Regions from separate parts of the Homo sapiens genome. Here regions 1, 2, 3, 4, 6 and 7 are each linked to region 5. The links are chromatin contacts, found by Hi-C or POLR2A ChIA-PET in ENCODE. All regions are on one chromosome and are shown on one strand. Each heading gives the region's core, a stretch centred on a gene start or an enhancer-like site at or near the end of the contact. The rest is flanking DNA. Distances are from core to core; before and after follow the strand shown. Region 1 holds the start of CALU (calumenin). Region 2 holds the start of CEP41 (centrosomal protein 41). Region 3 holds the start of CPA2 (carboxypeptidase A2). Region 4 holds the start of IRF5 (interferon regulatory factor 5). Region 5 holds the start of NRF1 (nuclear respiratory factor 1). Region 6 holds the start of TNPO3 (transportin 3). Region 7 holds the start of TMEM209 (transmembrane protein 209).

The links. Hi-C counts contacts between places; a loop is a spot of excess contacts on that map. ChIA-PET counts read pairs that join two places held with the same protein, here RNA polymerase II (POLR2A). Pooled maps may share reads with other maps.
Region 1: a map of naive thymus-derived CD4-positive, alpha-beta T cell shows a loop between it and region 5 (18-fold over the local background). The contact joins the promoter of CALU here to the promoter of NRF1 in region 5. A Hi-C loop is called at or near these places in 1 of 168 maps with a recorded cell type or tissue (naive thymus-derived CD4-positive, alpha-beta T cell), 1 of 37 single-sample maps with no recorded cell type and 8 of 50 pooled maps.
Region 2: a map of ascending aorta shows a loop between it and region 5 (18-fold over the local background). The contact joins the promoter of CEP41 here to the promoter of NRF1 in region 5. A Hi-C loop is called at or near these places in 3 of 168 maps with a recorded cell type or tissue (CD4-positive, alpha-beta T cell, ascending aorta and naive thymus-derived CD4-positive, alpha-beta T cell) and 11 of 50 pooled maps. POLR2A ChIA-PET finds 5 or more read pairs at or near these places in 2 of 52 experiments (Panc1 and activated T-cell).
Region 3: POLR2A ChIA-PET joins it to region 5 with 12 read pairs in IMR-90. The contact joins the promoter of CPA2 here to the promoter of NRF1 in region 5. POLR2A ChIA-PET finds 5 or more read pairs at or near these places in 2 of 52 experiments (IMR-90 and PC-9).
Region 4: a map of GM12878 shows a loop between it and region 5 (4-fold over the local background). The contact joins the promoter of IRF5 here to the promoter of NRF1 in region 5. A Hi-C loop is called at or near these places in 1 of 168 maps with a recorded cell type or tissue (GM12878), 1 of 37 single-sample maps with no recorded cell type and 7 of 50 pooled maps.
Region 6: a loop to region 5 is called in a map of CD8-positive, alpha-beta T cell, with 7 times the contacts of the local background. The contact joins the promoter of TNPO3 here to the promoter of NRF1 in region 5. A Hi-C loop is called at or near these places in 4 of 168 maps with a recorded cell type or tissue (CD4-positive, alpha-beta T cell, CD8-positive, alpha-beta T cell and head of caudate nucleus) and 15 of 50 pooled maps.
Region 7: a map of CD8-positive, alpha-beta T cell shows a loop between it and region 5 (4-fold over the local background). The contact joins the promoter of TMEM209 here to the promoter of NRF1 in region 5. A Hi-C loop is called at or near these places in 5 of 168 maps with a recorded cell type or tissue (CD4-positive, alpha-beta T cell, CD8-positive, alpha-beta T cell and naive thymus-derived CD4-positive, alpha-beta T cell), 1 of 37 single-sample maps with no recorded cell type and 17 of 50 pooled maps. POLR2A ChIA-PET finds 5 or more read pairs at or near these places in 1 of 52 experiments (CD4-positive, alpha-beta memory T cell).

What each region holds. Positions count from the first base shown.
Region 1 is chr7:128,737,476-128,741,434 of GRCh38, forward strand. It overlaps CALU (calumenin), which reads left to right and starts at 1,884. Exons shown (of 7, transcript NM_001219.5): 1 at 1,884-1,957. RefSeq lists silencers at 1,491-1,630, 1,701-1,840 and an enhancer at 2,121-2,220.
Region 2 is chr7:130,438,719-130,442,339 of GRCh38, forward strand. It overlaps CEP41 (centrosomal protein 41), which reads right to left and starts at 2,298. Exons shown (of 11, transcript NM_018718.3): 1 at 2,216-2,298. The coding sequence starts at 2,248. It overlaps LOC105375505 (a long non-coding RNA gene), which reads left to right and starts at 3,036. Exons shown (of 3, transcript XR_927973.3): 1 at 3,036-3,621. RefSeq lists an enhancer at 1,984-2,738.
Region 3 is chr7:130,264,703-130,268,480 of GRCh38, forward strand. It overlaps CPA2 (carboxypeptidase A2), which reads left to right and starts at 2,161. Exons shown (of 11, transcript NM_001869.3): 1 at 2,161-2,250. The coding sequence starts at 2,180.
Region 4 is chr7:128,935,618-128,939,614 of GRCh38, forward strand. It overlaps IRF5 (interferon regulatory factor 5), which reads left to right and starts at 2,310. Exons shown (of 9, transcript NM_001098629.3): 1 at 2,310-2,432. RefSeq lists enhancers at 638-932, 2,600-3,183, 3,217-3,286 and a silencer at 2,177-2,936.
Region 5 is chr7:129,609,864-129,613,713 of GRCh38, forward strand. It overlaps NRF1 (nuclear respiratory factor 1), which reads left to right and starts at 1,857. Exons shown (of 11, transcript NM_005011.5): 1 at 1,857-1,961. RefSeq lists enhancers at 1,275-1,324, 3,005-3,144 and a silencer at 1,715-2,704.
Region 6 is chr7:129,052,688-129,056,624 of GRCh38, forward strand. It overlaps TNPO3 (transportin 3), which reads right to left and starts at 2,424. Exons shown (of 23, transcript NM_012470.4): 1 at 1,964-2,424. The coding sequence starts at 2,083. It also overlaps the pseudogene TPI1P2. RefSeq lists enhancers at 1,957-2,456, 3,268-3,562 and a silencer at 3,268-3,562.
Region 7 is chr7:130,203,680-130,207,364 of GRCh38, forward strand. It overlaps TMEM209 (transmembrane protein 209), which reads right to left and starts at 1,727. Exons shown (of 15, transcript NM_032842.4): 1 at 1,694-1,727; 2 at 295-431; 3 at 109-167. The coding sequence starts at 1,696. It also overlaps a transcript of SSMEM1 not described here. RefSeq lists a silencer at 210-504 and enhancers at 1,166-1,965, 1,642-1,821, 1,882-1,991.

The sequences.
Region 1 (3,959 bases), core at 634-3,133, 870 kb before region 5:
TGAGTTCCTTGAGGACAGGGACGATGTCCTGTTTACTTTGGGTTCACCAGCACATAACACAGTGCCTGACCTTAAGGAGTTGTTATTTTTATTTTTTAAGAGAAAGGGTCTTGCTCTGTTGCCCAGGCTGGAGTGAAGTGGTACAGTCATAGTTCATTGCAGCCTCAACCTCCTGGGCTCAAGCAACTAGCTTGAACTACATGTGTGTGCCACCACACCCAGCTAATTTTTAGTTTTTGTTTTTTTGTAGAGATAGGGGGAGGAAGGGTCTCGTTATTTTGCCCAGGCTGGTCTCAAACTCCTGGCCTCAAGTGATCCTTAAGGAGGTATTTTAAAAACTGTTTTCGAAATAATGCCTCCTGAGGTAGCCTGTTTTATTGTTAATACCCATTAGATGGCTTCCCTGTAGGCACAAGCTTAGAAACTTTCCCAGGAAGACCCACAGTTCCCACTGTCTTCAGTTCAGGTTCCTCAAATTGACAAGATCTTCCATTACCTCTCCAAACTTACTATCCATGCTTTTCTTTCATTGTTTCCCCCCACCCCTTTTTTTAACCTTCCTCATTTGCTACCTGGCCTGAGAATTTACCTCCCACTCTGCCCTCCACTTGTCCTTATTCCTATTACTCTTCTTGCTGAATAGTCCATTTGGGACTTCCTTAGTCCAGCCTTAGTCATATCTTCCTCTGAAGCCTTCCCTGACTACCACCAAGGGTCACTGACACTCCTTTGAATGCCAGAAGGATTAGTTGTAAACCTTTCACGTTGACAGTAACTAGCTTGCTTTCATGAGCTTAACTGTTTCATGAGTTTACAACTTGTCTCAATTTGATTTTAAACTACAGAGGCTTTATGTGCTAAGAATGCCACAGGTTTACATTCCATTTGTGTTGAAGCTATAGTAGCCTTTATTTGATATTTGTTTTAATTTCATGACATGAAATTAAATTTTCAGGGACATGCAACGGGTTCGGCCCATTCCCTTCACTTAACATTACTGAGCTGGGCAGTAAGCTCAGAGTTGCAGATATAAAGATGAATAGACAGATACCTACCCAGGAGCTTACTCTAGAAGAGGACAGATGGATAAGCTACATTTTATAGCAGAATTTGGCAAAGTGTACTGAAGCTATAAACAGCTATGATGGTAAATAAGGTAAGAATTATGCTTAGTGAGGTCAGGGAAGGCTTCTAGAGCTAACATCTGAACTGGGACTTCTATTGGCAAGGCAGAAAATCAGGAAAACGCACTTATTCCTGGCAGAGGAAGCCTCTTGATCAAAAATCTTAAGAGATGAAAAAGGACCGGTTGTTAGGAAACAGATGATGGTGCCCAGAGCGCAAGATGAGGGGGAGTGTTGGGAGATGGAGCTAAAAGATACACTGGTGCCAAAGACTGAAGAGCCTCCTGTAGATAGCGCAGGGCGCAGCGCTGAAGGGAAAGAAAAAGTTGGGATTGTTCAATAAAGTTGGTGACTGATTCAGTCGGATTAATTCCGCCCTGGTGGTCTTGTGGGAATGAAGATAACTAGCAGGATAGTCTAAGAAGCCCTGTGGAAGCAGAGTCATGAGCTGTGAATGGGGACGTGGCGGCCACACGGCCGCGCCCACGCCACCCGCAGTACGGGGCTGGGGCTGGGGCTGGGGCTGGAGCCCGCCGTCCCAACAATCCCGGGGACGAGAGTTGGGCGGGAATCCGCTCCACGCAACTCGGCGCGGTCCCGGGGACGTGGCGCTTTCCAGCCAATCCCGGCTATGCGATTGTTAGACCAATGGCTACTCGGGGACGCTATGCGACAGCGGCGGGTTTGCTGATGATTGGTCGGGAGGCCGCCGGCGAGGCGGATGAGGGCGGGGTGCGGACCCGCTTCCGGTTGGGCGGTGCTTGCGCGCGTGAGCTGAGCCGGTGGGTGAGCGGCGGCCACGGCATCCTGTGCTGTGGGGGCTACGAGGAAAGGTAAGTACGGTGATGCCCAGCCCCTTCACCACTGCCTCATCTTTATTCGCTTTCTTTCTGTCCCCGGTCTTGTTCTTGGCGCGGCAGGGGACTGCCTCACTCGGTGCCGCTGTCTCTGCTGGCGCCCGGGTCCCAGGCCTGATGCTGCTGGAGATCCCGGGACCCTCTGTGTGCAGCCTGGGATGGAGGCCGCCGCCCGTCTTACCGCGCGCTCTGGGAAGGGGGCTGGTCCGGTGGAACTCTGTCCCGTTGGGTACTGTTCTGTGCCTGGTTTGCTGCGTCCTGGTCCTCCATCTCTAGGTCACGCCACTCACCGAGTCTCTGGCACCAGAGGGTCATTTTTTGCCTCCGGAAGGTCGGAGGGCATTTGGATAGTGTTATTGTAAGAGTTCCTTGCCGCCTCCACTCACCATCCTGCTTGTATCTGCCAGCTCCGCCCCAAGGCCACATCCCGACAGTAGGGTGCATCTGCCAAGGTCGTGTTCACTCACCTAAAGGGTGCAGAAACAAGGGGGGAGAGAACGAGTGACGACACTAGGTGATATCTATGATTTTAAAGAAAAGCTGAATGTTTAGAGCTTCCATATTTGGCTACGTACTTCAGTTAGCGACGGAAAATAGTTTTTAAAGCTTTATTGGGGAATTAATTTTTGTTACGTTTTTTGTTGCTTCTAGCCCCATATCCTACTGATTTTTAGCATGCTGCGGTCAGAAATAAACTTAATTCCCTATAGCTGCCGCGATTAAGCGTAGAGTGGCTTGCAGTTTCAAAAGCTGCTTTTGCATCAAGGCCCAAGCTCCGTGGGTCTCCTGCTAAAACTTTTGAGCCTGTGATCTGAATTCCTAAGTGTATAAAATTCTAGAATAGTGTCTTCGAGAATTGAGTTGCGTTCATTTTCTGGTGTGGACCATGAAGTCAACGTTAATGAATTGGGAATAAGGTGGCTTCTAGTTGTTTTTTGTTCTAGTAGCTTATTCAGCTTGGAGGCAGAGAACCTTGGAATCTCTGTTAAATTAGTCTGCCATAGAATGGAACTTGACACAAGACAAATGCAAGTTTGACCTCACTCAGTAGATTTAATTAACCAAATACCAAACGACAGTAATCACTGAAGAATTTATATAGTATAATCCAAATGAGGGACCAGATATAACCTCTAAGTTGTATTTGTCAAGAAAATGAGTTTGCCAAGACCTAATCTGAGGTTTTACTGTGATTGGGGGGTGGGGGGGTTCCAATAGGATTCTTTTGAGAATCACAAGTAGGAAAGCCATGAGCTCACAAAAATGTATTGAGTATGCCTGAGTGAATAGTACTCAATATAGCTTTGAAACCAACTCATTGTCACTCTCAATGTAATCATTGTTTGTTTTCATTCATCCAGTGATGTGTCAAGAAGTACTTATTGATAGCACTTAATATCCATTAGAGCAGTATTGGGATCTATATATTGGTGTTATTTTTTAAAATTTATTTATTTTAGAGTTGAGGGTCTCAGTATGTTGACCAGGTGGAGCCTTGAACTCCCATGCTCAAGCAGTCCTCCTGCCTCAGCCTCCCAAGTAGCTGAGACTAGAGGTATATAACACCACACCCTAGTACATTGGTGTTAACACAGATTTTCTGTAACGTAGGTATACCAGGGATATTGAAAGGACAGAGGTGTAGCCAAGGATAGCCACTGGAAATGCTAGCTAGGCCACAAGGCCCTAGATTCTCACTCTCTGAACTCTTAAGTATGGATGTTGCTGATGCAGTAATTTATGTATTAGAGTTAAGACAGCTGAAATAACACTTTTGCCTGTTCCTGGCTGATTGCCAGATCCAGTAAACGGAATTGGAAGTTGGAGAACACAGGCAGGCAGGAACCACATTGCTGCCAAGTACCGCCCAATTAATTCAGTAAGATGTATTAATCCAGTAAAATGTATTGGTATCAAAAAAGTGCAAGACAATGTATTAGGGACAATATAGGGGTAATAATTTGTATTAGAATGATAT
Region 2 (3,621 bases), core at 1,048-3,547, 830 kb after region 5:
TCCTGACCAGCAGACAAGATAAATATGTGGCAAACTGCCATTCTCCTCACCTATCTCTCCCACCCCCATGATACACAATATTAACATTTTTATTAATATTTTGATAGACAAATCATAACTTTATACATTTATGGGGTACAATTTGATGTTTTGGTATATACACACACACACAATGTGGAATGATTAAATCAAATTAACATATCCATCAACCCACTTATCTTTTTTTTGAGGTGAGATATTTGAAATTTACTCTCATAAAATATACAATTTACTCTATTTTGAAATCTACAATATAGTTGAACTTTGGACAACATGGGCTTGAACTGTGCAGATCCACTTATACCCAGATTTTCTTCTGCCTCTGTCACCCCTAAGGCAGCAAGACCAACCCCTCCTTTTCCTTGCCCCTTAGCAATGAAGACAATTAGGATGAAGATGTTTATGATGATACACTGCCACTTAATGAATAGTAAATATATTTTCTCTTCCTTATGATTTTCTTAATAATAATCTTTCCTCCAGCTTACTTTAAGAATTCAGTACATAATACATATGAGATACAAAATATGTTAATCAAGTGTTTCTGTTATCAGGAAGCCTTCCAGTCAATAGTAGGCTATTAGTAGTTAAGTTTTTTTGCAGGGGGGAGGGGAGTAAAAAGTTGTACATGGATTTTCTACTGGGGGTTATGAGTCTGCTGTAATTATTATTAACTATAGTCACCATGCTGTGCCAGAGATCTCAAAAACCATTCCTCCTGTTTAACTGTAACTTTGTGCCCTTGGATCAACATCTTCCCATTTCTGCCCTCCTTCCCCCCACCCTCCAGGCTCTGGTAACCACCATTTTATTCTCTACTTCTATGAGCTGGACTTTTTAAGATGCCACGTATAAGTGAGATCATGCAGCATTTAGACATTACCAATTGACCATGGCTCTCTTGCAGGGCTTAGACTCAGCCTTACAGCTTTCTCAGCCTAGTACCAGGCAGCCACCAAGAGATGAAACAGTTACAACTCCTATTTGGGATAAAGGCTAAGAACCTCAGCAAGGCAGAGAAAGCCTGGACTCCTACAGGGGCCTGTTCTGAGTTCACACACTCCTTACCTTCACTTGGGCTGTTCTACCCGGGATGATGCTTCACCTGGCTAATGAATGGCCTTGCCACCCCTTCCATCTCCACAACCCTTCTCTCACTCCCTCAGTTGAGTACTACCTATTTTCTCGTAACATCTTGCTCCCCGACCACACTGTACTCAAATTCTGTTCACAGGCTCCTTCACTAGACGCAATTTATTTATTGTTTATTTTTATTTTTTTGAGACAGAGTCGCTCTTATCACCCAGGCTGGAGTGCAATGGCACGATCTCGGCTCACTGGAACCTCCATCTCCTGGGTTCAAGCGATTCTCCTGCCTCAGCCTACCGAGTAGCTGGGATTACAGGCGCCTCACCACCACGCCCGGCTAATTTTTGTATTTTTAGTAGAGACGGGGTTTCGCCATGTTGGCCAGGCTGGTCTCAAACTTCTGACTTCGTGATCCGCCCGCCTCGGCCTCCCAAAGTGCTGGGATTACAGGCTGAGCCACCGCGCCTGGTCCACTATACGCAATTTATTAAAGGGCAGAGGCCTTGTCTTCTTTGTACGTCTAGCACCTACTGCACCGTGGAAGTTTCCAATAACGTTTGTTGAAACTGCCACAAATGCAGCAGGGGACTAGCGGTGAAACAGATGAAGAAACTGAAGGGTCCTATGGAGAGAGGGGTAAGCCTAATGTCCTATTTTGCCCGTTTTCCAAAGGTTTGGTCAGCTTACTCCTGCTCTTCCTGTATCCCCACAATCAGAGATGCTGGCTGGCTTTCAACACGTGCCATTAGTGTGCAGCGCTTCCTTTGTCTTTTCTGTTTTGTAACTGTCACTCCGAGACTGTAAGCCATTTGAGGGCAAGGGCTGTGTCTTTGGGTACTTCGCTCCTCGCAGTCACAAGTACTGGCGTGCGTACGCGGGGAGAGATCGCTCCTCAAAACGGGGTCCTGAACGCTGCCCCGCGGCCCCCAAGCCCGGCCCGCCCCGCCCCTGCATCCCGACCCCTCCTCACGCCGGCCCCTTCCCGCCTTCCGGGCGGCGGAAGTCGCTGGCTGCTCTTCCCTGCCCACATGAGCCTTTTCCGGTGCGCCCGCCCCCTCCGGCTCTCCGGCCGAGACCTGGCCCTCACCTCAGGGTTCCCAATGTGCCTCCGGAGGGACATATTTTCTCCAACCGACCACGTTCGGGGTTCTAGCCTCACGGGTTGCCTCTAACCCTAGCTTCCTACCCCCACAACCTTGTTCAGCCGCCTCCCTATACCCTCTTCTCCGATTGGCCCGTCTTCCCCGGCCGGCCAATGGGGGCCCCGTTTACTCTCTCATCTCAGGGTCGCAGAAGGGCAAGACGCCGCTCAATGGTTGCCAAGGGCAACGCGGGACGCCGGCTAGCGAGGCCTTTTGTTCTCTGGGCTGGGGCTCGCCGGCTCCAGCCTTAGGGCGGGAAGAGAGGCGCGGGGGGAGGGGAAGGCTGGCGCCTGCGCAAAGCCGGGGGCGGGGGCAGTGGCTTGAGAGCCGGGACAAAACACGAGTTTTAGCTAATGTGGAACCATAAATACAACACAAGACTCCCCATCCCCCAGCTCCGTTTTATGGCCGTTTCAACCAAACATCTGGGCTACTGATTCCACAACAGGGAATATTATATGGGCCAGGGTTGTTCAGCAGAAATGGGAGAGTATGGTTTATTATTTTCTGGTTAAGTTAATATGCGAATTATGCAAAATACATGGGTAAATACAGTAATTATCGGTGCTTTAAAAGCTTTTAGGCTAGCTATAGAGCGACATCCTTAATTGCAAAGCACACGCGCTATTCTGTGGTTCATCGTTCATTTAACAAATACTTAATAAGCACCTTATGAGAAAAGCTGCAGTAGGTCTTGTGGAGAATGGGAGGATGACTAGGACCCAATCCCGTCGTCATGGAAACCATTGTGACTCCTGCCACCAGCCACCACCTGTTCCCATTCCGGATCTGAAAATGAAGTCCTAGCACCTTTACAAAACAATTACACACACAGTTTGACTTGGCTCCTAAATGTCCCACCAAATCCATCAAAATTATTATTTCCTTTTACATGAAAGGAACAACACAGTAACCCTTTGTCCTTTGCTCTAAGTTGTTTTTCCAGGAATGGAGAAAGGTTACTCTGAGCAGTTCATACTCGCCAGTTGTCTGTTAGTGAATAATAGCACACATTTGAGCTACTTCAGGGTCTGTGAGATGACCCATTCAACAACATGGCCTCACATGCCCTTGTTCTCTTAGGCACTTCAGCAACCCAACCTTAGGGCTACACCTTGGATCATGTTGCCAGTCAGTGCTGCTTGACCAGAATTTTGAATTCTGGCCACAGCTGCTTCTTGGACTTTTCATGTCACTCTTTCATGTTTATTAAGTTTTGTCTTAATTTCCATAATCTTTGCCAGTTCTTTAACCCCTCTAAAATTCTCAGTCTCTCACTCCTCTGCTAAGGAAGGGTTTGAAGGCTGCAAAAAATTGGAAGGAGGCAGAGGGAAGAATGTTAATCTAGAAG
Region 3 (3,778 bases), core at 911-3,410, 660 kb after region 5:
TTTAACACGGGCTGGAACTTCCTTTCCCCACCTTCTCCTTCTATATCCAGTCATGCACCAATTACTCACCACAGGCTTGTGTTTCTTCCACTGAAATCTCTCTTCAAGGCCATCTCAGACATTTCCTCTGCCATCCACAAGTCCAGATGTAGCATCCTAAATCTCGGTTTCCCCAAGAGGCTCATATTTGGCTCCCTGCTTAGAGGATCTCTGCCAGGCACCATCCTGCAAGGTTCACCATTTTCAGCATTGCCCTCATCAATCAGTTACCTGCTTAGAAACCTTCCAAGGCTCTCCATATCATCTGGTGTGTACTCCTCTGTTTGGATTGTGAGATCCTTTGCCCTCTAGCCCACCTTCTGGTATTTTACCTTCCCCACCACTCCCAGGTTCAAGTCTCTGCTCTGCTAGGCTAAGTTTCCTCCTTAACCCAGCTGTGTATCATGTGCTCTCCCCTGGTTCCCTGTCTAGCTTATATTTTCTTACCACCAGAAATCCAGGCTCTTTTCACATTTGCCTTGGCACAAAGGCTCAGCTCAAACTCCATTTTTTTTTTTTTTTTTTTGAGACGGAGTCTCACTCTGTTGCCTAGGCTGGAGCGCAGTGGTGCCATCTGGGCTCACTGCAAGCTCTGCCTCCCGGGTTCACACCATTCTCCTGCCTCAGCCTCCTGAGTAGCTGGGACTACAGGCTCCCGCCACCACACCCGGCTAACTTTTTGTATTTTTAGTAGAGACGGAGTTTCACCATGCTAGCCAGGATGGTCTCGATCTCCTGACCTCGTGATCCACCTGCCTTGGCCTCCCAAAGTGCTGGGATTACAGGCGTGAGCCACTGAGCCCAGCCTGAAACTTGATTTTTTCCAGGAAGCTTTTATTGATTCTCCAAGTACATACTTCCAGTTTATTGAACTACTGTTTATTTGATAGGTGCTGGAGACATGAGGATGAATTATGGCCTCTGCCTTTTGGTTTCTGTCTTCTCTCTGACTCCCAGGAGAATGAAAAACCAAGTTAATCCAGTCATTCTTAAAATCAGAAACACTGTGTATATACCTTTCCCCTTAAAGCAGATATTTGAGAATGCAAACCCAGAGATTTAAAGTGTGTGCTGATAAATTTGACACACAAAGGACAGACGAAAATTTCCTTGCTGCTTGTTGTGGTTGAGGCTTTCTAGGCTTAATATAACGTGTATGAACAACTAAAATTAAATAAACTATGGTTTCTAAAAATAAGCAGTTATATTTTCTTCTTAAGCAATGAAGAACAAAGTCAGATTAATGTAGATCTATGTTTATGAACAAGAAAAGATCACCTTTGTTTAAAGAACAGTATACGTGATATGGTCTAATCTTTGTTTAAGAAAAAAACTCGAAAGCAGAGAAAGAAATTTGGAAAGACATATGCCAAATGGTTTTCTTTGGATGGAAGAATTATTGATGGTTAAAGAAAACACTTTCTTTTAATTCACACTTTTTATAACAAGCAACTTCATTGTTGCTTGTTATAGGAAATGTCATCAGAAAGACATTTTCATTTTGGGAAAAAGCACAGAAAGAGGGATATCAATTTGGTGCAAATGCAGATGGATCACTTTCGAGAAAGTGCAAAATTGAATATTAAAAGGCCTTCTGTTTTGTTTTAATGTAGAGTGAGGATTGGAATGGGCCACATCTACAGGGACACTCAGCAGATGTGGACTGAGTGACTGCAGTGTTTCAAGGTAAACATTATAAAAATAAACAAATGAGCAAACTAATGGAATGTGATAGACAGGATGCCTGAGTAATTACTATAAATGCTCTGGCCTTTTTTTTGTGTGTGTGTCAGAGACCCAGAAAAGACTTTAACCTCTAGGTCTATTAATCTGGCTTCTATCACAGGGTAGCTAGTGGCGTTTTATGGTCTCAATCATAACTATATTGCCCTTGGTATGCTCTAGCAATTTTGTTCTCTTTCCATCAAAGTTTGTTATCTTATCCTAGGAATGGAACATGTACACATTGGTGATATCACACAGGTGGATGTCTACAACCTTGAGAATTTCACATGCAGGTGGGAATTTTCCCATGTGGGAATTCACGTGAGTTCTCAGAAGGCCAGCAGATCACCCTCAGCTGCCATCCCTACAAATAAAGTTCAGGAAGGACTCTGAATTCTGGACTCCAGGAAAACCCATGGCCATGAGGTTGATCCTGTTTTTTGGTGCCCTTTTTGGGCATATCTACTGTCTAGAAACATTTGTGGGGTAAGTTATGCTTTCTGGTGCTTCTTTGAATTTTACTTACCTGATTGATGGAGGCTTTGATTGTTACAGAGTAAATGGGTATAAGTGTTCAGTGTTTTCAGAGAAGTTCTCTTAGATTTGGGGATAAGTCAATAGTGTGAAAAAAAGGAGTGGATGATCAAAAAGGAGGTGAATGACATTTAAAGGAAAAGACAAAAGTGAAAACTGAACACACATAACCCTATTTCTCTCTGTCCTTACTCATTTTTCCCTCCAGTGATCAGACTGTAGGGATGATAGACATCAGGGAAAATACAGCTGTGTGGCCATTTGTTCCAGGCAACTCAGCGGGTGTCAATGCTACTCTCCCACCTCCTCCTGCTCTTCTGGGCTTTACCATCCACGTTAGCCCTTGTGCCCTAACCCCCGATCTTTAGATTCAGCACCTAGGTGGTGGAACCTCATGAAGTAGAAAGGCCAGGGCTATAGATTTCAGCTCAACTCCTCCTCTCCTGGCTTTGGAGGACTCATCTTTGCTCCAAAGTACTTTGCTTCATGATTCTATGAAGGGTTTCAGGCAGCATTTTTTGAAGAGTGGTCCAGGGAGCTAAGAAAGCAATCAAATAAGTTTGGTCCCAAAAAGCCACTGGTCAAATAAATGTGGGAATCAGAGGATTAAACAAACTATAGGATTTCTAGGAGCCTTGGCTAAATCAGTGTGCATTATAAATCTATAAGAGGGGATCTAGGTTGCAGCATGTACTCTTTTTTTTAATCATAAACTACCTACTGCTCCCAGCTTGCCCTTTCTTTCTTTCTCTTTCTCTTTCTTTCTTTCTTTCTCTTTCTTTCTTTCTTTCTTTCTTTCTTTCTTTCTTTCTTTCTTTCTTTCTTTCTTTCTTTCACTGAGTAACTCAAAGAACTACTATTCTTTAGAACACACACCAGGAAATATGACCCTGTTGTATTACTTTTCTCAGTGCCTTCCCATTTTAAAGGAGGACTCCTGGGAGTCCATGCATTAACCGAAAATAATGAGACTTAAATGGAAGAATTTTCAGACCATTTGTGGCAGGTGAGCCTCGAAGAGCTCACATTCCATCACTTCTGTATTCCACTGGAGTTCGTAGGAAATTGCATGGAGCTTGGTTTCAGAAGACCCATATTCTGGTCCCTGTACATGGCTCATTGTATTGATTCCTTCCCCACTGCACAAACAGTTGGGGCAGTGACTTAGGAAGTCTGCCTACGTGGAGAAAGGCTAGAAGGGGAAACTCTGTCACCAAGGGAACTCTTCCTAAAGAGATGTGCTTGATTGTTTTGAGATTTCTCTTTCCTGTTCATCCTTCATTCCCTATTAAGGGGGTGTGTGTGTGTGTGTGTGTGTGTGTGTGTGTGTGTGTGTTTGTAAAGAGAGGCACGGCACATAATTTGTCAGGGTCCCAACTATCTCTGGCCATGCCCCATGTTTGGGCCCCATGAATGGGGTCTGGGGATGGAACCTTGATACATTTTCAGTTGACAAAATCAAAGAACAAACAAAACCCCC
Region 4 (3,997 bases), core at 1,060-3,559, 670 kb before region 5:
GAGGCTCTAAGGAAGGGGCCTCACCTGAGCAAGATGGACAGTGGGAAGGGGGCAGAGGGCAGAATTCTAGGGTCTCACGGTCCCTCAGAATGGGTGAGGAGTATTTGATAACAAAAGAAGGCTCTTCTTAGCTATTGCTCCAGATACGACCAGCATAGAATATTTTTCTATTAAGCATAACTGACCTCCAGTGAAAAAGGTTCCCATTTTGTGGGGAGCCACTTTTGAAATAGCAATTTCATTTTATTATTATTATTTTGAGATAAGATCTCACTTCTACGCCCAGGCTGGAGTGCGGTGGTGTGCCTCCTGGGTTCAAGCAATTCTCCCACCTCAGCCTCCCAAGTAGGTGGAACTATAGGTGTGTGTCACCACGCCAGGCTAATTTTTGTATTTTTTGTAGAGACAAGGTTTTGCCATATTGCCCAGGCTGGTCTCGAACTCTTGGACTCAAGTGATCTGCCTGCCTTAGCCTCTCAAAGTGTTGGGATTACAAATGTGAGCCACCGTGCCTGGCCTAGCAATTTCATTTTTAAAGAAAGAAATATAAAACGATCTACCCATTCACATTTTCCCCATCCATACTTTAAATTTTAAAAATATGAAATAATGAAATACTCAGCAGATACAAATAATAAAATACTTATATATAATGATATTTCGACTTCATATTAGGGCTTCAAAGGTCAGGAAAGAGGGAGAGATACAGAAGAGAAAAAAAAAAAACGTTAACACATGAGTGTCTTTTTTTAACTTGTTAAAGGTAAAGTTCAACCCAGGAGAAGGGAGGGGAGGGAAGGTCAAAGTTCTGATTCATCAACAAATACTACTTTATTTGTTAAAAATACAAGGCTCTGCTTGGCGCAGTGGCTCCCGCCTGTAATCCCAGCACTTTGGGAGGCCAAGGCGGGTGGATCGCCTGAGGTCAGGAGCTCGAGACCAGCCTGGCCAACATGGTGAAACCCCGTCTCTACTTGGGAGGCTGAGGCAGGAGAATCGCTTGAACTGGGGAGGCAGAGGTTGCAGTGAGCTGAGATCGCACTGCTGCACTCCAGCCCGGGTGACAGAGCAAGACTCCATATCAAAAAATAAAATAAAATAAAATGAACAATGAAAAGACAGGAGGGAGGTTCCTGAGTAAGCTGATTCGAGTGGAAATCAGACATCAAAATTGAAACCCGCTGAATTTTCCAAAAAGCCAGATGCTCATAGAACTGAAGCTTGAGACACTTACATCAGTACACCTGCTGCCTGTTGACCAATTCCTCTTCCTTGTCCCTCCTGTTTTCCTTCCCTGCTATATAAGCCCCTAACTTTAGTCAAGGGGAGGGATGGATTGGAGGTTTGTCTCCCCTCTCAACAGCTCACTGGCTGATGTCACCGGAATAAAGTCTTCCCTGGCAATACTCGCTGTCTCAGTGATAGGCTTTCTGTGCGGTGAGCAGCCAGACCTGGACCAAACCCCTGGCAATCCATAACAAAATCATAAGCAAAATCAACCAGGAAGCTATTTGCACCCTGGAACCCCACCTGGGAGGGGAAGTCAAGGCAGACTTTCCAGAGAAGGCGATGCTGAAAATTTCAGAAACAGAAATTTTGAAGAGCAAGAGTTACCAAGCGAAGAACATTCCATGAGAAGGAACAGGAGGTGTGTGAAGGTGGAGGTTCTGGGGTGAGGTTCTTTATGGAATCGAAAACGGTTCAGAACCACAGGTCGACGGTCAAGGTAGTAGTGAGAGGAGGTGGGACAGGCGACCACGCCGCTGCCCCTGGGATGACTGGAAGGCGACTTAGGGGAGCTGGGGCGAGACAGGTGCAGGGTTTGAGGATGAGAAAGGCACAGAGTGACTAGAGGATTCCCGCCTGCAAGCACATCTGGAAGGGGTGTCTGGATCCTGGGGGCAGCGACTGTGTTCTAGGGCGAGAGCCACCCTCGCCAGGGGTGTAGGCAGGCGAGAGGAGGGCCTGGAGCTGTGGGTCGGCCACACTGCGCCCTCATTTGTGTGCAGCCCCGGAGGACCAGAGTGGGGAAGCACCCCACCCTCTCCCAGGGCCCAACTGAGCACTGCAGCGGGAGGTACGGGGTTGTCAAATGACAGTTTTGCCATTCCAGATTGCCAAAAGAGCCAGTGGCCAGTCTAGGGCACCGCGCCGTCTGGCATCTCCCTGGAGGCCCTGGGCCTGGCCCGAGGCTCAGCCCGGATCTGCAGTTGCCAGGTCAGTGCGGGGCCCGGAGTGGATTCGCGGGGCGGGGCGGGGCACTGCCCGCGCCCGGAGCTCAGCAGCAGCTGCCCAGGGGCGGGGGCGGCAAGACGCGGAAGTGCCCGGCAGGTTGGCGGACCGGCGGGAGGCGCAGCCTGGGCAGAGCTCAGCTTGGTCCCGCCGCCCGGCCGGTGCTCCCTGGCGCAGCCACGCAGGCGCACCGCAGACAGGTGGGTCCCGGCCGCCGCGCTCTCCTCTCTGCGTCCGCGCCCGGCGCGCCCCGAGGGTGGCGGGAGCGGTGCCGGCTACTGCCCCCAAGTCTAGGCCTAGACTGGGCCCCGCGCCCCCCAGGCACCTGCGGGCGGCGGGATGAAGACTGGAGTAGGGCGGGGTCCGCGTCCAGCTGCGCCTGGAAAGCGAGCTCGGGTGGGTGCCTACAGCAGGGTGCGCCCGGCCGGCCTGGGACTTCCAAAGCGCCTCCCACGCCCCGATCGGTTTGGGGTGCTGGCGCCCGGGGAGCCCAGTGACCCAGGCGGCGGAGTGGGCAGCGCTGCGGGGGGCGCCGGCTCTGCTGCTCTCCCTCCCCCTCGCCATCGCCCAGAATGGGGGTTCCCGGGAGCCCCGCTGGAGGCTGGCTTGGACCACAGAGGAGCGAGGCCCGATCCTTACTTTCGATGCACTCGCCCTTGCTCTTACCGGGCCACCCTCACCCTTTCGGAAAAGAGGTTGAGGTTAAAGCGTTCATCCCCCGGGATCTTCAGGCCAATGGCAGGAACTGTGCAAGAGTTTGGGGGAAGATGGTGTCAGGTAGAGGCTGCGTCCCTGGGCTCGCGGCCGGGAATGGCAGACTCTCGTCCCCCGAGCAGCGGAAAAGGATGGGGCGCAATAGTTCCTGGGCTGGTTTCCTCAGGTCCTGTCCCAGAACTTAAGAAGGCAACAATGAAGAGGCTAAACGTGGAGGAAAAGTGAGGCTAGCATGGCCGGGATGCGTGGGGAGATGGTTGTCTCCGGACCCCGGGAGGGGCGGGAGCGGGTACCTGGGAGCAGAGGCTGGAGTGGGGGACTTTCCCAGCCTCGCGGCCACGCTGAACACAGCAGGGCGAGGACCGGGGTGCTGCTCCTCCAGCAGCAGGAGGAGAGGTCCAGAGGCCGACTCTGGAGGTGGGGGTGGCTCCGCGGGCTGGCCCAGGGGGTGTGCCCCAGCGGAGCACGCGGGAGGGGTGGGGGCGGAGGGGAGGGGGGAGCAGGGGCGGAGGACTGGGCTGGGCCTGGGCTCCTCGAGGGCCCAGAATGGGGATAAGTGACCAGAACCAGAGAGGGCTCGGCTGTATCGATGTAGGAAACTGTAGCCCCTCAGGAGGCCCTCTGGCAAGACCTCCCCTTCCTGCCCCCACCCCCAGTAGTTATGGGGCCTGGGGTGCTGGGGCTGAGGGGTTCCAAGAGTCAAGGGAAGCACTGGGAAATCACCCCTTTTTATCTAAAGGCCCTACTTTGGGGTTTTTCCCCTGTACCCTGGTCTTCCCCTACCCTGACCCTGGGAGGAAGCTGAAAGAAGCTTCTTTCTGGGCACCTTTTGCCCCAGAGCCTCAGCCTGTCTGGACCAGGTGGGCAGCAGGGCCCAGGGTGTGGGCAGCTGACCCGGAGGGGTGGGATTTGGGGGTCAGGGCCTGTACAGGGAACCCCTTGTCCTCTCCCTGAGCTGGGTGTGGGTTTGCAAGGAGACATGTGACCCAGACCAACCCTGGGAGCAGCAGGGCGCCTGCTGTCTGGCCACTCTTACTAGGACTGCTGTGGC
Region 5 (3,850 bases), core at 607-3,106:
GTCAGAGATGGCAACAGGGATGAGATCACCAATGGCCCTGTAGCCACCTCAAAGAATTTTAGACTTTATCCTACGTGTTAATCAGATCTTTTTAAGAGTCTTAAACAGGGAAAAAACATGATTTTCTTTCTTGAAAGACCATTCAAGCTGTAGTGGATTTGGAGAGGGCAATTTCGGTGGCAGGGAGACCAAGAGGAGTCTACCGCAGTGTCTCTAGGAGAGATGACAGTAGCCTGAACCAGAGTAAGAACTGACAGGGAACAACAGTTTTAAAAATCTAATTGGGGCTGGGTGCAGTGGCTCACGGCTGTAATCCCAGCACTTTGGGAGGTTAAGGCAGGCAGATCACTTGAGCCTAGGAGTTCGAGACCAGCCCGGGCCAACAAGATGAAACCTCATCTCTACTAAAAATACAAAAATTAGCCGGGCGTGGTGGTGGGGACCTGTAGTCCCAGCTACTGGGGAGGCTGAGGTGGGAGGATCCTTGAGCCCAGAGAGGTCGAGGCTGCAGTGAACAATGATTGCACCACTGCCCTCCAGCCTAGGTAATAGAGTGAGAATCTGTCTCACAAACAAACACATCTAATTTAACATGGGGACTCCAGAGACAGAGGAAAGAGTAATGGATCATTTCCAGGTTTCTGGCTTGAGCACTTGGGTGGCTAGTGTTGGCACTCTCCTAGAAAACACTGGAGAAAAAGACATTCAATTTTTGGATATGTTGAATTTTGAGGTTAATAGAATCTTGAAAATTAAAGCTTCCTGATTTTGTTAATCCGTTTTCTGACACCCTTTAGCAATTCTTCAATGCAATGCTTTTCACATTATTATATGCATAAGAATCACCAGGGGTGTGGAGATGGGGATGTGAAAATGCAGGTTCCTAGGCAAACAAGCCAAGATTCTGGATACCAACTGGGTCCCAGGACTCAAAACAATCAGCCTGAGTAATTCTGATGGAGGGAGTCTCCTGACGACACTAAAAAAACAACAAAAACGACCCCTCTGCCGGGCATGGTGTCCTGTAATACCAGCACTTTGGGAGGCTGAGTCGGGAGGATCGCTTGGGCCCAGGAGTTCGAGACCAGCCTAGGCAACATAGGGTGACCACCCACCCCCGTTTCTAAAAGTAAAAAAAGACCCCTCGTGTGTCTCCACCGTTAGGTTGTTTTCCCACTGTCCACCCCTCCCTACTTCTCAGGCACCTGCTTGGGGGCCCCTATTGCTTCGAATAAGCTCCGTGGGAGCCAGGACTTTGTCTTGCTAACAGGTGCATCTTCAGCGCACTCAGAACAATATCTGGCACAGCACGAGACACCTAGAAATGTTCGCCGAACGATCGAATGGCTGAATACATTCATATGTTGCTTTGTACAAAAACTTGCTTTCAAATATCTGGGAAGAGTTAGAGATAGGAAAGCAGAGGTCATTTCAAAGAGAGAGAGTGAGGATACCACCGGGAAGGCAGCGCCGAAAAAACCAGAGGGGAACCACTTGCCGATCCCCCAGGCACAGTCTGGAGGTCCCAATTCCCGCGGTAGGGGGGCGAGAGATGCCACTCGTCTGATCAGCAACCATTTTGGGCCCGCTTGCGCCGCTTCTCCGGGGCGTCCGCGTTGTGCTCATCCAGTTGCTTTTGAGGTTCCGGCCCCCTCCAAACCTCTGAAGCGCTCCGTGCACGCGACGCGGCGGCGGGGTAAGCTGGAGCCCTCGCCGCGAGCCCTCTCCGCTGCCTGCCCGCAGCACAGCCGCGCCGACCTCCTCATCATGGCGGCGGCCGGGCGGGGAAGCCGGGCCGTGCGTCGCGTGCGTGCCCTCTCCCTCCCCTCCCCCTCCTCGGCGGCGGCGGCGGCGGCAGAAGCGGCAGCGCTCGCCATTGCCGCTGGTGGCAGGAGGCTGCGAGGAGCCGGCGCGGTCGCAGTCTCCACGGCGCAGGCCCACGGTAGCGCAGCCGCTCTGAGGTGAGTGCCCTACCGCGCAATCTCCAGCTATTTCAGCCCCGGCGCAGCCGCAACACGCCGCCCGCCCGCCGGCCGGCCGGCCCGCCCCGCAGCCGGCACCCTGCCGCCCCCGGCTCTGGGCCTGGGCCCCCGCCGGATTCGGCCCGCCTCGGGCGGGGGGCCCCGGCCCGGCCCAGCCAAACCGCCACCCCGAGGATGCGCAGGCCGCACTAGGCCCCAGGCGTCCTGGCGGGCTCGGGAGGGAGGCGCTGCCCTCCCGAGAGCCCCAGGGTTCCGGCCTCCTCCGCCGCCTGGGGCTCTCGGGGCCGCGGCCTTCTCCCCGCCGTGGAACCCGGGGCCCGGCCTTCCCGCAGCTCGGGAGCGGGAGGCGCGGGAGAGTGCGCCGGGCCCGGGAGCGGGAGGTGGGCGGGCTGCGCGGGACCGGAGCCGCGGCTCTCGGCTCGCCCCCTCGGCCCTTCCCGGCTCTCGTACGCGGGCGGGCGGGCGGGCGGCGCGGTGGGGCCGGGCTGGGGCGCGGGAGCCGCTGTCTCCTGCGGGAGAGGAGGCTGGCTCTTTGGGCGACCTCCGAAGCTTCCCTCCTGCCGGGGTGGCGTGGGCTTGTTACCCAGGTAGACTGGGGGACGCTGGAATATGGCGCGTTGCCCACCTTCTTGCAAGTTAGGAGGTGGCCGGGGCGGCAGTTCGAGGAGGAGGGCGCAAAGTCCTTTTGTACGCAGAAATAAGGAGCGACATTGTGTTTTCTTCCCCAGCTGAGATGTGCCCGCGGAGGGGCCGCGGTTCTTCCTGTGCCTGGGGTGGTGGTCCCCTGGGTGAGGGAGAGGGGGAGTGGCACGCCCCTCCGAAGGAACAGAACCTTTTGCCACTGGAAAGACAGGGGCTCTGAGATGGCCGTGTGCATGGTATTTTCCCATATCCCCAGACCTTTTCGGGTTTGTCATTGAATGTTGTGCACTCCATCGTGCAATGATGTCTGCTGCCTCTCTCACCTGTTGTGTCGTGGCTGCTGGTCCCAAAGTTTCTGCAGTGTATTTGGCTGTGCCCACCAGAACTTGAAGTTGTTTAAAAATCTTAATACTTGGGGGGCTTCCAGTGATATCTGCTCCAACCAGTTGGAGGAGCTGTTGCCTGCTCTCCATTCTTCTTAAGCATTAGATTAGAATATATTAATTGCTTATTTTAGAGCTGGTGTCAATCGTGCTGATTTCTTTATGTGGTCAGAGCAAAATTCACATTTTTTTAAGTGTTCAGAGACTGCGTATTGAGAGACGCATAAGGAGAAAGGTAGTGTGAGTGAGCCTGTCAGCTTGGGCAGTGTTGGGCAGAGCTTTTGTCCCGGGACATCATCTGTGCTCACAGTGATCCTTTTTCCCATTCCATCTCAGCCTAGCCTTTTAAAAAATTATTTTTCCTTTGGGCTTGACCAGTAAGTAATTGGGAAAGGGGGGTGCTGGAGTCTTGGAGATGCTGTTTGTGTGTGTGTGTGTGTTTGATTCATTAGTATCCCGACTCCCTAAAATTGTATTTGACAGTTCTTGACAGGTTACCCCGTAAGACAGTGAAAATATGACTAGTTCTCTCCGTGCATCTGAGTGTAATTTCCTTATTTTATGAGTCCGAAAGCAGACATAATTATCACATGCAATGTAGAATATTTATTCTTAACTTGGATCCTAAATTGTGGGCAGAATTTTTTTGTGTCAAGGGGTTTTTTTTTCTTTTGATAGGACTTAGTGGCTTTCAACAGGGCCCATGACCAAAAAAAACAATAATCAGATTAAGAAAACTCTTTACGGCCGGGTGCGGTGGCTCACACCTGTAATCCCAGCACTTTGGGAGGCCGAGGCGGGGTGGATCACCTGAGGTCAGGAGTTCGAGACCAGCCTGGCCAA
Region 6 (3,937 bases), core at 1,174-3,673, 560 kb before region 5:
AACTACCTTCTGTGGTAAGCAGAGATTTTTGTCTGGTTCATTTCCAAATCCAAACACCCAGCATAGTTGCTGGCACATGGTAAGCACTCAAATATTGATTTAAAATACACACAACAAGCAGGTTTAATTAGAAAGAGATTACTTTTTTAGTATAGTGTAGCACTTCTCCTAATTACACTTTAGAAAACTATACAAAGATCAGGGAATTGTTGACTCTCCAGAGATCACAGAAACACTAAATGAGACCATATGTGAATGATTTTCTTGTGTAGCCTACAGTGAGTCGTATTCCTTTATTTTCTGAAGAGGACTTGGGTGCCAGTTTTTTAGGTTTAATATTCAAAGTCAAAGTTGCAGCGGGGGGCGATGGCTCACATCTATAATCCCAGCACTTTGGGAGGCCGAGGCGGGCGGATCACCTGAGGTCGGAGTTAGAGACCAGCCTGGCCAACATGGCGAAACCCCGTTTCTACTAAAAAATACAAAAATTAGCTGGGTGTGGTGGCGTGTGCCTGTAATCCCAGCTACTCAGGAGGCTGAGACAGGAGAATCACTTGAACCTGGGAGGAGGAGGTTGCAGTGTGCCGAGATAGCACCACTGCACTCCTCCAGCCTGGGCAACAGAGCCAGACTCTGTCTCAAGAAAAAAAAAAAAAAATTAGTCGGGTGTCAGGGCAGGCACCTGTAATCCCAGCTACTCGGGAGGCTGAGGCAGGAGAATCTCTTGAACCCGGGAGGAGGAGGTTGCAGTGAGCTGAGATGGGACCACTGCACTCCAGCCTGGGCGACAAAGCGAGACTCTGTCTCAAAAAAAAAAAAAAAAAAAAGGCAAAGTTGCTCCATACCAAGACCAGATTTTTAAAAAGTCAAAGTTGCAAATTTTTAAATATTATGCACTTGCAGCCTAGGAGCTGATTTAATAAGGCAGAGCACCTTTAAGTATCAGTTATGAGTTAAAATAAAGGGAAGGGGGCCAAAAAAAATATGGTTGTGAGTATAAAATGCAAAAATAAAGGTAAAGGTGAGTATTTTGTCAGCCTGTAAAAAAAGCCTCTTTAGTTTTCAAAGTACTTAATTTTTAAAGTACATCCTACATTAGAACCTAAGTCAGCCAGATAACCAAGAATACACATTTACACAGAAATGAAGCACAGCAAAGGTGTGAAAATTAGGGCAGGAAGCATAAAACATGAATCAAAGAATGCAGAAATACAACAGATATAAGCTACAATTAAATATCTCACCGGATGCACACACAGTTTTATATGGAATAATCAAAGCAGCAGTGATACCCATCTTATAAATAAAAATCTAAAAGCCAGAGAAATAACAAGGTTAGAGGATTAATATGAAACAAAATGAGAACTCCAAAGATTTTCTGAAAGCAGAATTACTGTTTTTTCTTCATATTATGTTGCCACTCCAAAGCAAGGGGAAAACTCGCATGAGTAAGAATCTAGAAACCTGAGAAGTTTCGAGAAGAACAGACTCAAACTGGAGTGAAAATAGGCAAAAAGAGTGAGGCATAAGGCTACGACTGGGAGCAAAATGCCAGATGCAAGTCTTGGACACGGAGGGGAGACGAATAAAGCCTTCTTAAGCGGAAGGTGGAGAAACACTGGGGTTGGATTTGGTGGGAGGAAGACAAAACGGAAAAGCACGGCCCAAGAAGCAACGGCAAAGGGAGAACTTAAACAAGATTAGATTGATGCCACAATCGAAGAGTATAAGACCTACAAATCAGATTCTGCCGGGTGGGGAAAGGGCCAGTTCGCGACCGATCAGGTGCGACTAGTTTCCCAAAAGCGGCAAAGATGTAGCTTCGCAGCCCCACCCCACGACAGCAGCTCCTCCCCAAGGAGGACCTCACGAGGTCAACTGCCGGGCTCAGGTTCTCCCCCGGAGCCTAGGTTCCACCCCGCCCCGGCCGTGCGGCACAGAACTGCCTCTCTGGGCCCCTCACCGAACGCTGCAGCTCCCCAAGCCAAAAAGAGGCGCGCTCCTTTCCGCTGGGATCTGGGTCGTGGTAAAGCGCCTGCACTGCCTGGTACACGAGCTGCAATGTCGGCTTTGCTCCTTCCATGGTGGTGGCGGTAGTGGCGGTAGCGACGGCTCTGATTCTTCTCCGGAGGATTCCTCGGTTGCTCCGCCTTCGCGCTTCCTCACTGTCTGGGCCACGGCCGCTCCCTGACTGGCGCCATCTCCTCCTCTTTGGCCGTTACCAGGGCAGAAGGCTCTCCGTGGAAGTTGCCCCCTCGGAAACAGCTATTAGGTCGTATTCAGGTTCCTGGCCTTTTTTCCGGTTTTTCCACTTGATTCTAGACTCTTGAGTCCACAGATTCTGGCGCTCCCGTCTTCAGTCGCTGACTTGCCCTCAGAAGCCTATCTTGGGAGGCCACACACCAGTGTACCTAAGGTTCGTTTACCCGGACCGGAAGCGACAGCACCGATACCTTTGGCACACTTCCGCCTGGTACACTACAAACGGCCTCCTTCCCGGCACGCCTCCTCTTGTCTCCCCGCCCCCTCCCGGAAGTAACCCTGCCGGGCCAGGAGCCGGGAAGAAGAGCCGGTGTTCTCTCTGTTCCTCGCTAGCAGCTTGGGACATTAGCGCCGAGATGTGCCCCATATCTGAGCTGCCTTCAGCTCCTTGGAAACGGATCCAGGTTTTTCCTACCCCTTCCGACTGCCCCATCCCTCTCCAGAGAATCCTTTTCTGCCCTGGTGATCAAGGCGCGTCAATTCAACTCTCCCTAGAGTGGCCACAGTACTGGAGATCCAAAGATGACTTAAGACATGGTACCTACGCTGGCTCTAGTGGAGGAGACAGACACGTAGTCAACTGAACTATTTTACAAACCTGAAATATGTGCCACATTGAGATAAATCCAAAATGCCTAGAATCTTTGTTCAGCTCCCCTTTACTTAGTTCTTAAGCCCAAAAGAGGTCTTCATTCTGCTTACAGCTCCTGGTGCTCTAACTCCAGAGCATTTTGCATACATCTTTAGGGTTATTCTCACATTGAACTGTATTTTTGTGAATGCCTTTCTGTCCGAATCCAATACCAGTGGTCTAACAATTCACAAAAGAAAACAGAAATATTGGAAACTGTACTATGGAGAAATTAGGGACAAAAGGTAACAGTATATTGATATTAACATTGCTGCTAGTCCTTTGCACTAGTAAATAACTGCTATTTGATAAATGATCACAATGTGTAAAACACTGTAGTTACAAGATCTCATTTAATCCGCCTAACAACCTTGCCAAGTATTAATAAAACCCGTTTTAGGCGCTGACACTGACCTACAGCGCCTCAGCTCCAGCGCCATGGCGCCCTCCAGGAAGTTCTTCGTGGGGAGGAACTGGAAGATGAACGGGCGGAAGAAATGTCTGGGGGAGCTCATCGGCACTCAGAACGCGGCCACTGTGCCTGCCGACACCAAGGTGATTTGTGCTCTCGCCACTGCGTATAACGAGTTGGCCCGGCAGAAGCTAGCTCCCAAGATTGCTGTGGCTCCGCAGAACTGCTACAAAGTGACTAATGGGGCCTTTACTGGGGAGATCAGCCCTGGCATGGTCAAAGACTTAGGAGTCACGTGGGTGGTGTGGTCCTGGGGCACTCAGAAGGCGTGTCTTTGGGGAGTCAGATGAGCTGATTGGGCAGAAAAGTGGCCCATGCTCTGGCAGAGAGACTCGGAGTAATCGCCTGCATTGGGGAGAAGCTAGATGAAAGGGAAGCTGGCATCACTGAGAAGGTTGTTTTTGAGCAGACAAAGGTCATCGCAGATAATGTGAAGGACTGGAGCAAGGTCATCTTGGCCTATGATCCCGTGTGGGCCACTGGTACTGGCAAGACTGCAACACCCCAACAGGCCCAGGAGGTACACAAGAAGCTCCGAGGATGGCTTAAGTCCAACATCTCTGATGCAGTGG
Region 7 (3,685 bases), core at 477-2,976, 590 kb after region 5:
CAGGCAGTCAAATACTTGTTGAATAAGGAAATGTATACTAAGCTGAATTAAACCTGAAGGCAGTTTTTTATTGGTAAATGTAAGTTACAGTGAAAATTACTTACTTACCAATATACCAGAGGGGCCAGTATGTCACATTGTAGTATGAACTAATCAATTTTCCAGTCCTGAAAAAAAATTAGAAAGGCTTTCCAGTGAACCTAAAAACACCAAAAATCAAAAACAAACACAAAAACCTGTGGAACCAGCCACTGGCTTCTTAAAGTTTCACTTTTTTTGGACTGATTCACTTACATTTCAGTATATATCATTCCAGCCATAGATACATTTAGGAGTCCCCAGGCTAAGACCACTTTCCTAGCCTCTGTTTCTTTTCTCATCTTGATGGTTCTGTCAATAAGGGAAGCACTAGGGTGTGCCTCCCCCTGCATCTATGAAAAAACAAAAAGCACAGGAATTAACCAGAAGAAACTATTGCTCCATTTAAAAACCAAATTTTGCATCCCTTATAAAGGTAACTGAAACCGCATATACCTTCTCTCATCTTTAAAATGTTTTATCAAAACTTCTTCCATTTTAATATCAGTATATGAAAAGGGAACCCAAAATTATATGTAACTTAATTGGCATCACAGTGTAATCAACAGAGAAGTGGCTGGTTATTTATCTATTTATTTGTTTTGAGACGGAGTCTTGCTGTCTCCCAGGCTAGAATGCAGTGGCGCGATCTCGACTCACTGCAACCTCCGCCTCCCGGGTTCAAGCGATTCTCCTGCCTCAGACTCCCGAGTAGCTGGGATTACAGACGCCCGCCACCGCGTCCGACTGATTTTTGTATTTTTAGTAGAGACGGGATTTCAACATTTTGGCCAGGCTGGTCTCGAACTCCTGACCTTGTGATCCACCCGCCTCGGCCTCCCAAAGTGTTGGGATTACAGGCGTGAGCCACCGCGCCCAGCCGTGGCTGGTTATTTAAGAACAATTTAATACTTCCAATACATAAAAATGTCTTATTTTGTAATTTAAGGGTTATGTCTAGAAATACTTTGTATTTTGTCTTTGGGGTATGTTACACGGACTAGGCAAAAGGCTAACTTCAGAAACTCAAAATGTCAAGTTTTGGGAGACTATATTCCATATCTGCTGTAAGTCATAAAGACTGTTGTACATCCTCATGCAGACGCCATTACTATCTCAACAACTCTGCACTTGGACAGCTGTACTCCAGGGCTCTCCCTTTTGTGTGTGGATAAAGGACAAGGATCCAAGTTTTAGAAGGGCACGTACTTATGATGGGGTGGTGAGCGGAGTAAGAGGGAGAGAGGGGAAAACGTGCATTGTTTTGGTCCACATTTGGGATTTATAATTCCTCCTTTCTTCAGCTAGGCTCAACTCTTACAGACCGTGCAAAACTTGTTCCAGCGACAAGCAGTCGTATCCCACAGAGGACAGAGCAATAGCTTTCGCGCCACTCAGCCCCCGCGTCCCAATTTCCCAGTCCAGAGCTTCCCTCCCCGGCTCCTGGGCACGAACTTCAGCAACCCTATTGCTTCTTTCTTCCCTTCCCCTAGAGAGGCGGAACGCCTAGCCACATCCCCCTTGGCTGAACCCAGGACAGATCAGCAGGCGCGGAACTCCCACAACCCGCGTAGATTCCAAGACAGGAAGCACAAACACGACCCCGAAAACGCACCATGTCCTCTGGCCGGAAAACGCAGGCTCGCGCCACTCTCTCTGGGCATGCGCAAAGCCAAGCTCAAGCGGGAGGCCACCGGCAAGCGGCTCTAAAGTTACCGGAAGAACTAGGTAGTCTCTTCTCGCGAGAAAGGGAGGGGTCGCAGGCCCAGGCGCTCGGAGCGTTACCAGGGAAACAGGTCTCGGTTTTGCGGCTCCCACTCAGCTGCGGGAGAAAGCTAAGCAGCAAAATTCAGACCAGGCTCTGAACCCGCAGTAAAAAGTAATAATTGTAACAAGCTGAATTTTGTATCTATTAATATAATTTTAGCTTCCCTAGGGCATTTATGGACTCACATGTGTAAACTGATTAAGTAGGGCGGCTCACCGTAGGATAGAGTGGCGTGATAAAGTGGCCAGACACCATCAGTGACAAAGCATTTCTTTCCCCTGTGTTAAAGTATCTATGTCAAGAGTCCTGACCCCATGTAATTTTTTTTTTGGTAGAGACAGGGTTTCGCCATGTTGGCCAGTCTGGTCTCGATTTCCTAACCTCAAGGGATCCGCCCGCCTCAGCCTCCCAAACGCCTGCTGGCCTCCCACCGCCTTTTGGGATTACAGGCGTGGCCCACCGCGCCCGGCCTAAATTCTTAATCTGTTTAATAGGGTGCAGCAATAACAAGCACACCCAAAATTTGTTTTATTGAAGTTGCTAGTGGTTTTGAGGTTAAAAATAATAACACATTTTCGTATGTATTTTTTGGAAGAGCTGCTCATCCTGAGGAAAAGGTTGAGCTTTGTTTTATTTAGCACAAATACCTACAAGTGTGCCGCTGAGCCAGGCGCACGGATATAGAAAATAAGACCTTCCTGGTTATTACCCAGAGGAGCTCAACCCCAGCGGAGGCCCACAGATGCATTTCGGTGGCAGGTGAGGTGGATGCAGTGCTCCCCAAGGAGGCGCATCCAGCCCAGCCCCAGCTCTCGCGAGCTTCCTGGAGGAGATGACGCGTTAGAGTCCACAGCCAGAAACCCAGGGCCTGGGGACTTGTTCTGAAGTGTGCCTCCTAATAAAAACATTAAGCCATGCCACAGTAAGCTAGTGGATTACATCATGTATGTCCAATGGCCAAAGTTTTTCCTAAAATGATCCTAAGATTAATACCACGTGGTATTGTATATTAATGAAAATCGGCAGGTATGCTGTGCTCTTGAAGAGCTGTTAAGTTTTATCATTTTTAGATTGCTTTAGCAGCAATGTTGTTTTGCTCTAGTTTTAGATTTAGAGATGAACTAACTGGAAAATTGTTCAAAGTGAAAGGGCTCAAGGTGCAATCAAAATTAGAATACCGGCCGGGCGCGGTGGCTCACGCCTGTAATCCCAACACTTTGGGAGGCCGAGGCGGGCGGATCACGAGGTCAGGAGATGGAGACCAGCCTGGCCAAGACGCTGAAACCCTGTCTCTACTAAAAAGACAAAAAATTAGTAGGGCGTGGTGGCATGCGCCTGTAATCCCAATTACTCTGGAGGCTGAGGCAGGAGAATCACTTGAGCCTGGGAAGCCGAGGTTGCGGTGAGCCAAGATGGTGCCACTGCATTCCAGTCTGGGCGACAGAGTGAGACCCTGCTAAAAAAAAAAAAAAAAAAAATTAGAATACCGGTTTCCCACCCCCTCCATATGTGACTCTTTCCTAAGAAGAAATTGTATGCATTTGATGTAGTTCATAGTAGTTCATAACGGGCACATCTGTGTTTTTCCCTCTTAATCTATAAGCTGTTGTGCATTTATTCAAGGCTTAAAAAAGAACACCACTGACCAAATGACAGCATTATGTATTAGGGCTGCCATAACGCAATATCACAGACAGGTGGCTTAAACAACAGAAATTATTTTTTTCATAATTTTGGAGGCTGGAAGTCTAAGATCAAATTGTCAGCAGGGTTGGTTTCTCCTGAGGCGGGTCTCCTTGCAGACGGCCCCCTTGTATTGTGACCTTGATTTCTGTGCTC